Linked DNA regions of Homo sapiens: region 1 is linked to region 2. The links are chromatin loops, found by intact Hi-C in ENCODE. Cell type or tissue: dorsolateral prefrontal cortex. All regions are shown on one strand. Links, peaks and the distances in the headings refer to the core of each region. The heading gives the core; the rest is flanking DNA.

Evidence for each region. A loop is a pair of places that touch in the nucleus more often than their neighbours do. Peaks named below come from ENCODE experiments on the same cell type or tissue, not always from the same donor. Only the 100,000 strongest peaks of a DNase experiment are listed, where the experiment ranks them.
Region 1: it touches region 2 in a loop (7-fold over the local background); 4 of 110 quality-filtered maps call a loop at or near these places.

The regions. Positions count from the first base shown.
Region 1 is chr10:121,533,924-121,539,303 of GRCh38, reverse strand. FGFR2 (fibroblast growth factor receptor 2) reads left to right here. Exons shown (of 18, transcript NM_000141.5): 6 at 589-712. Among named protein-coding and RNA genes, the nearest start is that of FGFR2, 62 kb to the left of the region's middle. In dorsolateral prefrontal cortex, for the core only: no CTCF peak of the experiment used is centred there; DNase peaks (open chromatin) are centred at 2,853 and 3,707; H3K4me3 peaks cover 1,258 bases; H3K27ac peaks cover 5,000 bases.
Region 2 is chr10:120,946,276-120,951,655 of GRCh38, reverse strand. The region is part of intron 2 of LOC105378519 (a long non-coding RNA gene); the gene reads left to right. Among named protein-coding and RNA genes, the nearest start is that of WDR11, 98 kb to the right of the region's middle. In dorsolateral prefrontal cortex, for the core only: CTCF peaks have their summits at 2,401 and 2,600 (motif pointing left); DNase peaks (open chromatin) are centred at 1,481, 1,934 and 2,585; H3K4me3 peaks cover 1,384 bases; H3K27ac peaks cover 2,398 bases.

The sequences.
Region 1 (5,380 bases), core at 90-5,089, 590 kb before region 2:
TTCAGCCACAACCAGAGATGGGAAGGGCAGACTGATGTTCCCAGCTGAAACTTCTTGAGACATCCAGACAACATCTGAGAACTATGAGCCCCTTAGGAGAAATGAATTAGCTACGGCAGCACAGAGGGCTTGGAGCAGTGCCTGGCATATAGTAAATGCTCACTATAAATGTTAGTTCTACATGGTTCTGTGATGCCATAGAGGCTGAGGCTTCCTAGTGGATGGGCAAACTGGTAGCTCGCCTGCCCGTGGCCATTGGTACCAGGCTGGCTGGTGTTCAGGCTCCCTGGCCAGTTGGCCTCTCCTAGAGGAGCCCTCAAATCCATTATGGTAACAGACCCACGCTGTACACTGCCGAATACTCCTGCAGATCTGAATATGTCAATATTTGCTTCACAGGTGTTCACCATGATGATGATGATGGTTTTCATTTCTCACGATTCTTAATGACAGTTATCAATTTAGAATTTAGGTGATTCTTCCATACCTTTCTTGCCTCCTTCAGCTTCTTTTTAAATCAAGAAAGCACAGTACTTGGTATTCTGTGCTAGGATTGTTAAATAACCGCCTTTGCTTTGATCTTTTCAGGTACGAAACCAGCACTGGAGCCTCATTATGGAAAGTGTGGTCCCATCTGACAAGGGAAATTATACCTGTGTAGTGGAGAATGAATACGGGTCCATCAATCACACGTACCACCTGGATGTTGTGGGTGAGTTTGCCTCTCCTCGTGTGGCGGCTGCATACCAGCCCATTCTTGCTTGACTCGTTTGAAAGCATGAACGTTAAGTCCTGTTTCTCCCATAAGTTTCAGGAGAATTGGTTCATTCTTATTCTTTCTACTATCATTTTACAAGGCTGCTTCTGTCATCTGACAATATTCTGTTTTCCAGGCAGCCAGGGTTTATGAGCTTTGCATGATCCTCATGGTTCCCAAGCGTCATCTGTGTAAAGTGGACGTGGTATGAAATGTCTGACATTTTGGAAGCTGAGATTACTCTGAAAATGTTAATTGGGCAGGTGAAAAGGGTACAGATGTGCTGTAGCAGACCTTTGGTTTTAAAAGAGAAGCATCATTTCCCCAACAGGGCAACTGTAGAAGGCCAGCTGAAGAGTAAAGGAAAAGGTCTGAGGACTGAGCCTGTGGCTGGCTGGAAAAAGGTGAATGTTGAGGGCCCTTCACTTCCATCACAAGAAAGTCATTAGACGGTACCAATTCAGTGTCTGTTCCTGGCATCTATTTCCTCTGTGCAAAGGGAACCATGTATATGAGCTTATAAATACATTTTTGTCAGAGTGCACAGATAAGTAGGCCATTTTAATTAAACATTGAAGACCACCTCGCCTGTTGTCTTGGAAATTCAAGTTTCTTCCCAGGTTTTGCCTGTGATGATGGGGCTTTGTTGTAACTAATGAAGAAAGGAGGTTTCTGTGTCTTGGAGGATTGCTAACATATGGAACTCTACCCAAGACATACTTCATTGTTGCAGGATGGCAGGTTAAGATCCCTTCCATGTAGGGGCCATCTTTTCTCTTTCCTGTCATGTGCCTTGACTTTCAACCTGCCACCTTGAGCCTTCTTTTGGTTTGTCCTCCCCTAAATACAGGTTGCTATCTTCTGCTGTAGACTCAACTCAGTTCACACTCACGTTTTGCCGTAATGTGACTGTTGGTAATTCCACAAGCCCACACCACCCACTGTGCCTCTGTAAACGAAGTGTCTCCTACATCATAGCCTGTGCGTGTGTGCCTAGTATCATCTCATGTGTGGGTCTCCTTCAATAAAACATCTTTGAAGAGGGAGACCCCGTTACATATTGGAATTGCCCAAAAAGCCACTAAAAAAATAATCCAAAAGCTTGATTAACCAAATTGCAAAGATTTGGTTAATTAAAATTTTAGGTTAACTGAAAAGTAAACAAAACTATTTTGATTTTCTGTCAAGTTAAATGGAATTGGATCTACGAGACACTCTGCCTTAGAAAGCATGATATAACCATTACTTCCATTTGCATATAAGCATTCAGGGAAAATAGTGTTTATTCGAAGATTTGAGTTTTGTTCTTCAGAAGCCTTCATGTGAAATTTGATAGGTCCTTGAATAATGTTGATCCTATAGATATTCATAAAAGAGTGAGTTTTAGAGCTCTTTCCCCATAGAGAAAACATGTGGCATGTTTCTTAGTGAGAATTACCATGTTCAGATATTTTACAAAACAAACAAAAAGAGAAGTAACACTCAAATTTGAGAAGAAAATGATTAACATTTGTGTTGGCATTGATACACTGTAAATCCATTGATCAAAGAGCATATGACTTGGCCTTTACCTGGGTTCCTGTGTGTACCGAATGTGACGTAAAACTATTTCTATTTAGGGAAAGAGAGATTTTGGGCTAAATGTTCTAAATACCTAATTTTGAAATTAAGTAATTTATTGTGGGAAAAAATAATTGAGCTATAGCAGTCTTTTGGGATTATAGCTTTGCATAGGTCTACACATCATTCATTAGGCTGGGCTGGGGCCATTCTAGGCATCGTGGAGTCAGATGGCGGCCACTCCGGTCTGGGCTCTTGCTTAAAGCAAGTTTTAGGTTGAGTTGTTATGTAAAACATTCAAAAGCCCCTCACCCCACCTCCCCTTTGAGCTTTCTGGCGGCTCATCCCTGTGAAGCCCTGAAATCTCTCTTAGAGTTTAGGGTTGGGATTTGAATTGGGCTGCTGAATAATGGAATTGTGCTGTCTAATGTTAATCCCCTGGCAATCAGTCTTGTTGAAAAGAGCGTATGATTCAGTGGTGTAATGTAGAGAGAGCGTGGAGTGTATGGAGTAATGCAGAGAGAGGCCTGATTATGTCACAAATTTGGGAGATCGCCCAGCTAAACACGGGCCAATAATGACACAATGCTGGTTGGGAATATCCATTAAAGCTCAACTCCAATAATTTTCCAAGCCTTGAACCTTCTTTATAAATAGAAGCCAAAAGTCAGTGGAGTAAAAGGCATTTTCAGTAAAGATGGAAGTGTGAAATACTCTCATCTCTGCTCAAAACCCTAGTAATTGCTTTGCGAAGCACTAATAAAATAAGAATTGAGTCAGCTAAAGAGGCTCATATAGACGTACAGGGTTGGCAGTCATTCTGAACATCTCAGCAAGTGGAAACAAAAAGGATTCAAGCTTAAGCAGTGAATTTCTGGTAGCCCACAGGCCCAAATGTGATACACTGCTGTGTGATAACAGCTTTTCAGCCACCTCTCTGTTTCACAGAAAATCAGAAACCCTTTCCCAGTGAAAGCGAAGTCCCATTCTTGCCCACATTCTTTGGGGTTTTATTTTTGTTTCTATGATACATAGATTGTGGTTCAGATATTATGAAGCATCAAGATGGGTGAGATCTTTTTATTGAAATTCTTCCTTGGAAAGGCATTCCCATAAGCACTTTAATGTAAAAGCCGTGTAATTTAAGTGACATTCTTGTGTTCTAGAATTAAACGGCAAGCCATTGTTGTGTGTAAGGGAAATGCTTTCATTTATGGGAGCCCTTTTAGGAGCCTGGCTTGATCCTCATTAAAATTGACACCATTACTTTTCAGCTATTTACTGCAAGGGAAAATTAGTGTGATGCTCCACGTTTTGGTAATTGTGGCGATAATAAAATGGGCTCCCCTAAAGTAGCTGTGGCTCCGGGAGGTGGCGAGCCTTCACCATCGTTCATCATTGAGTGGTACCAGAGCCCTGGATTCTGACTGAGGTCCTGTCACTGTGAAGCTACAATGCTGGGATGACTCATTGCACTTTCCTTGTGTCCAAAAATGAAGGAACTGGAACTCATGAATGTTAGAACAAAAAAAGCGGCTTATGCCGTGGAATGAACAGCAGGTTTGTCCGTGGCCATACCTGGGGCCCCTAGTGAATTGGGACAAATTATTTAGCTTTTCTGAGGCTCTGTTTTATCATCAGTAAAATCGGAATGATGATACTTACCTCATTCCTATGATGGTTGTATTAGGTTTCCTAGGGTACCCCTAACAAATTACTATAAACTAATTGGCTTAAAACAAAAGAAATCTATTCTCTTACAGTTCTGGAGCCTAAAAATTCAAAATTAAGGTGTTGGCAAGTTCCACGCCCCTCTCCCAGCTTCTGGTAGCTGTCCTTGGCTTGTAGAGGCACCGCTCCAATCTCTGCCTCCATCTTCATGTAGTCATGTTCTCACTGTGTGTCTCAAAATCTCCTTCTGTCTTCCTCTTGTGAGGACACCTGTCACTGGATTTAGGGCCCACCGTAAATCCAGGATGAGCTAACCTTGATATTTTTAACTTAAGTACTTTTGCAAAGACCTTTTTCTTCAAATAAGGTCACATTCCTAGTTTCCAAGGCTTAGGACGTGGACGTACCTTCTCAAAGGTCACCCTTCAGCTCACTACATTAGTTACGAGGCATCAGTTGGGTTAGCAGATGAAAACATCAGGCTGGCAGGTAGGTGGCCAGCAACAAATGCTGGTTTCCTCCCTTCCAAACCAGGATTCTTTTGAGGGTTAGAATGGATCTTTAATAGCTTTTATTAGTCTCAATCAGAAGTCTTATTAAACAAACAGAATGCCATTTTGGGGCTGGGCATGGTGGCTCACACCTGTAACCTAGCACTTGGGGAGGCCGAGGCGGGCAGATCACCTAAGGTCAGCAGTTAGAGACCAGCCTGGTCAACATGGTGAAACCTCGTTTCTACTAAAAATACAAAAATTAGCCGGGTGTGGTGGTGGGCGCCTGCAATCCCAGCTACTCGGGAAGCTGAGGTAGGAGAATTGCTTTAACCTGGGAGGTGGAGGTGGTAGTGAGCCAAGATCATGCCATTGCACTCCAGCCTGGGCAGCAAGAGTGAAACTCCATCTCAAAAAAGAAAAAAGAAAGCCGGGCGCGGTGGCTCACACCTGTAATCCCAGCAGTTTGGGAGGCCGAGGCAGGCAGATCATGAGGTCAGGAGTTCAAGACCAGCCTGACCAACATGGTGAAACCCCGTCTCTACCAAAAATACAAAAATTACCCAGGGGTGGTGGCAGGTACCTGTAATCCCAGCTACTCAGGAGGCTGAGGCAGGAGAATCGCTTGAACGCAGGAGGCAGAGGTTGCAGTGAGCTGAGATTGTGCCATTGCACTCCAGCCTGGGCGACAAAGTGAGACTCCGTCTCAAAAAAAAAAAAAAAAAAAAAAAAAGCCATTTTGGGACCTACAGACGTGGCCAGAGGCTGACATTGACATTTCCTGCTGAGGTTTCCACCTTTGATTAATGCTGTCATCAAGGCCATCCTGAGACTGATTTGGCTGTTGGACTTGCAGGAGAGGGGTGTGGAGTTTGAGGACTTGAAGTTCATGGAGTTGGCT
Region 2 (5,380 bases), core at 138-5,137:
AATAACTTGCACTTAGCTCTCTTCACCGCACCCTGGCAGAGGGGCACCCATAAATGAGACTGGTAGCTGCCAATTAAGGAACACTCAGCAAAGGGTAAAGTCTCTATCTGCAACCTTATCAACGAATTATCTTGGGTATGCTGCTATCACATGGCGGAATTCCACCATACCACCTGTGACATCCTTCCAGCTCTACGGTAGGGCCACTGGTTACAGGCAGCCCTATCCAAATCTTGCAATGAAATCCTCAAAGTGTCTGCCTTTGTTTCCTGAAACCAGCATTTGTCAGAACTCTTCAACAGCGCTGAATTTAGACATCTTTTTGTTTTCCTGAGCCTTCTTGCTTTGTGAATGATCCTTTCAAGATCCCAGGGATAAAAGTGTCCCCGAAGCATGAAACAGATAAAAAGCAATCGCTTTTATACGAGAAGAAGAAAGTTGAGTTTTCTTCCCTTCCTCTCATTAGTTTAAATTCTGACTGATTTAGACATTTGTTACACTTTCCCTGGAAATGTAAAAGTTTAATTTGGAATGCAGTCACGGAGCAAAAATTCTGCTGAGTATATAATGCAAAAATATGGTTGCTAATGAGTGGCACTGATTTAACAGGAAATAAGGAAGAAAAATACAAATTTTGGAAGAAAATAAGCAATTTTATAATGTTTCCACTTGTTCCAAATCCAACTTCATTGCTTCAAGGGGTAGCTTGGAAATTTTTCTCAAGAAAGCACAGTAAATATTCCTGAAGGCGATCTATTTTCTGGCCTGGAAGAAATGGGTAGAAATGACAAATTTCCTACAACAACCTCTGAGAAATTTGTGCTGATGACACCTCTGATGCTAAATTCTTCTTTCCACTAGCTATATACATATATATAGTGAAGAACAAAGAAGAGGGCAGCAAATTCCTGCTTTTTTTTTATTTAAAAAGAAAATCCTTTAAGTCCTTGTGGCTGCATTGTTTGTGTGTGAATGTTTGTGTGTGTGTTTTAAAGACATTTTGAGATAGTTTAGGGAGATGTCACAAAAACATCTTCCTCCCATTAGAAATTCTGATTTTACACCGTTAATTGGCATTTTCAAAACACCAAGCGCCCAGTTTGAAGTCTACAAATAAAACACAAACCCAGATGTTGCAGTTTACACTTGCATGCATTTAACACTTCATAAGTAGTTCATTAAACTGATAACACTTTAAACACTAACACTGGCTCTTTCAGACTCCCTCGGCTTGTAATTGTCCTGAGGCACCGAGTGAACCCTTCCTAGTCTGGGAACCACAGGAATTTACATTCTTGACGTGTGTCTCTTAATTATCGACACTCCGGGGTCCCTGGCTGACTCAGGGAGGGCCGGCTCGGGTCTGCACGCCCCAGTGACCGCGCAGAGGGACAAGCCGGAGGGCCGGTGGGCCAGGGACACCGAGCAGGGACACAGCCTTGGGACGCACGCAGGGCAGACGTCAGACACGGAACGGAGCGAGCTGGAGCCTCCCCACGTCCTCAAGCACCGCGGCTGGGTTTCCGCTGAGCCTCTTGGGTTTACTAAGCAGCTTCTTTCTGACTAGAACAGTTTTCCAGCAGTGCCTCTCCCCATGTTTAACGGCCTTGGAATGAATGTTCACCTCCCTCTTGCCTTTCCTTCCAAGGATGGCATTCCCGGCTGCCCAAGTTCTCTCTAGAAAATGGGAGACCTTGGCTTGGCGTGGGTCCCATCTCCAGGGAATAAGCCTCTAGGCCCTGGGGTGACTAGTATCGGACAGGCAGCGGAGGCCCTGGGTGTCCTCCTGTCCACTCACAGGACAGGCGCAGAACAAGGGAAGGGAAGGGTTGCTAACGGTGTGCCAGGCACCGTGCGCAGCTCCGCAAGCGTTTCGGTCAGTTCCACCACACGCAGATGCCGCAAGTACAGGGCGGACCTCGTCCCTGCTGCGGAGATGAGTCCAGGTCGCCTTGCCCGAGCTCACGCGGCTGCAGACGATGCGTCCCGCGGTGCCGACTGGGCGCGGGGCACTGTGCTTAGGAGCCCTGTGCTGCCCCATCTCCGTCAATCCTACCAACTGGTCGGGACCTTTATCATCCCCATTTTGCAAAAGAGAGAATGATGGTAGAAAGGAAGGAGGAATTGGGACTCAAGTCCGCCTGGCTGCCTTCTGACAGCGGGCTTGGCCTCTGAACTACAGCCTCCTCTGCAGACACAGGGTGTGCAAGGCGAGTTAGAGGGTCTCAAAGCCTGGGCCCAGAGATTTCACCCCAGGGGATGGAGAACCCGCTCTGTTCGCCCCTGTAGCCGGATCCGGACCCGGGGCGCCCTGCGCTCCCACGCCTCCCGCCCTAGGCATGATCCCCAGCCCCACGCAACTGATGCGGAAGGGATGGGTGACTGAGCGGCTGCTGATTGATTAACCTAGCTGGGCTGCAGCGAGGCCCGAGGAGGCCCGCAAGCTTCCTTCCCAGGCAGAGAGCCCCGCGGTCCCTCGGAGCCGGGAACCGTAGCCCGAACCCCTGCTCCGAGCCTGGAGTCCGGAGCTCGAGCCGAGAGCGCGAGCGGGAGCCGGACGTGCAGGGGCTCCGCGGCCGGGTGCACAGCGCCATCGCGTGGCCAGCTCGGGGCCGCGGCTCCCTCCCTGTAGAGGCGGCGATGGGCGGGACCACTGCGTCCCTTTAGGATCATCCCCTTATCTAATTAAACTAAAGAGCTGCACAGCAAAAGAAACTACCATCAGAGTGAACAGTCAACCTACAGAATGGGAGAAAATTTTTGCAACCTACTCATCTGACAAAGGGCTAATATCCAGAATCTACAATGAACAACAAATTTACAAGAAAAAAACAACCCCATCAAAAAGTGGGCGAAGGATATGAACAGACACTTCTCAAAAGAAGACATTTTTGCAGCCAGAAAACACATGAAAAAATGCTCATCATCACTGGTCATCAGAGAAATGCAAATCAAAACCACAGTGAGATACCATCTCACACCGGTTAGAATGGCGATCATTAAAAAGTCAGGAAACAACAGGTGCTGGAGAGGATGTGGAAAAATAGGAACACTTTTACACTGTTGGTGGGACTGTAAACTAGTTCAACCATTGTGGAAGTCAGTGTGGCGATTCCTCAGGGATCTAGAACTAGAAATACCATTTGACCCAGCCATCCCATTACTGGGTATATACCCAAAGGATTATAAATCATGCAGCTATAAAGACACATGCACACGTATATTTATAGCGGCACTATTCACAATAGCAAAGACTTGGAACCAACCTAAATGTCCAACAACGATAGGCTGGATTAAGAAAATGTGGCACATATACACCATGGAATACTATGCAGTCATAAAAAATGATGAGTTCATGTCCTTTGTAGGGACATGGATGAAACTGGAAACCATCATTCTCAGCAAAATATCACAAGGACGAAAAAACCAAACACCGCATGTTCTCACTCATAGGTGGGAATTGAACAATGAGAACACACGGACACAGGAAGGGGAACATTACACACTGGGGACTGTTGTGGGGTGGGGGGAGGGGGGAGGGATAGCATTAGGAGATATACCTAATGCTAAATGATGAGTTAATGGGTGCAGCACACCAACATGGCACATGTATACATATGTAACAAACCTGCACGTTGTGCACATGTACCCTAAAACTTCAAGTATAATATAAAAAAAAAAAAAGGATCATCCCCTTATCTCCAGCTCTGGTCTCCGGAGGCCCGTGTGGCTGGAGCAAAAAAGGCAATGGGCCGGTGGAGTCTTGTTTAGTGGGGACGCCGTGGTCAGCTCTGAGCTGTTCCTACTGTTCTTAGTGGAGGTAGCAAGACCCCCGTCTCTCCTGGTGGGTAGTGTGGATGTCGCACAGACAGAAGCTCAGGTGGCAAAGGGTCGTGGAAACTTCTGCACCTTCCAGAATACGTGGGTCCATGGACGTGGACCCACGGCCACGTTAAGGCTCATGTTCATTTGTTCAGTTCACTTATTTAATTCATTTGTTCAGTGGTTCCTTCATTAATTCAGTCAATAATATTGTCTTGAGCACTTACTGTGTGCCAGAACCCAAGGTCGGGGCTAAGGATAGAAAAGAGAACTCGGGAGGCTGAAGCAGGAGAATCGCTTGAACCCGGGAGGCGGAGGTTGCAGTGAGCCGAGATCACCACTGCACTCCAGCCTGGGTGACAGAGTGAGAGTCTCCGTCTCAAAAATAGAAAAAAAAAAGAAAGAAAGAAAGAAAGAAAAAGTAACAGAAAAGATGGCTTACAGTCTTTCTTGCCAGTCTCATGAGGCCAGAATATTTGAAAAAAGCATAAATTAAGATACACAGGATTATGAAACAAACCGATTATACTGTCATGCAGTTATCAAAATATTTTTAAGTGGTGCTATACTCGTATATGTTCTTCGTTGATAGAGGATGTAACAGGATCTACAGACCAATCTATTAACTACAGTCATTTCAAAATAGTGATTAGCCCAGCTGATATTTTGAGATAACTGCATCAACTACGACGTGATAGAAAAACAGCTGTGATTTCTGTTGGAGACAAAGTCACAGACACTGCTAATACACTGTGGCTTGTTGCCGATTTTCATAATTGAGTAAATTGTTAAATCTCAGACAGTGAAAATAATGATATAAATATTTTCCTGTCCAAGTTCATAGACCCCCCTCCTCCAGATTTTATTCACAGACTCCTCGATTAAAAAGCCAGATCGGTGAGCAGAAATAAACAGGGTGAGTGTGGACAGTGATGAGCACTTGGAGGAAATCAACAGGGAGAGAGACTAACGATAAAATCAGAAGGGAGGCCCTGTGTGGGATGCAATGGTCGGGAAACGCCTGGATGAGACCACAGTTCACTCTAAAAGCCCCATACAGAGGTCGGAAACAGCTACCAGGGACTCTGATTTAGCCTGTAAATCTGCACAGTCTTCTTGAACATTTAGATCTGGTGTTCAGGACTGGACTCGGCTTTTGACCACAAGGCCTCCCAATCCGGGAAGTCCAGGTCAGCCTCGTGGACATCCAGAGATTTCATCCCAGGGCACTGAAAGTGAAATCTCTGCCTGGGCCCTGAAGCCACTTGATTTTGCAACTTTACCACCTAAACTTTCCTGGGTCACTCTTGGGGCAACCCATCCAGGGCAAGGGTAGTTTGCATGGCAAATGGAACTTTCCAAAGTTTAACTTGAAAAAGATGGTCGGCATCGGTGTCCTATTTAGAAACCAGGCTCCTTCCAGCCTGGGGATCCCCTGAACCTTCCAGATCTTTATCCAACTTTCATTCAAGCTGTGATTCCCCGGTGCCCCTTCTAAGCCAGCAGCTGTGTGACATCTCTGTTCTCATCCACCCATTTCCAGGCAGCAGCGTGTTGG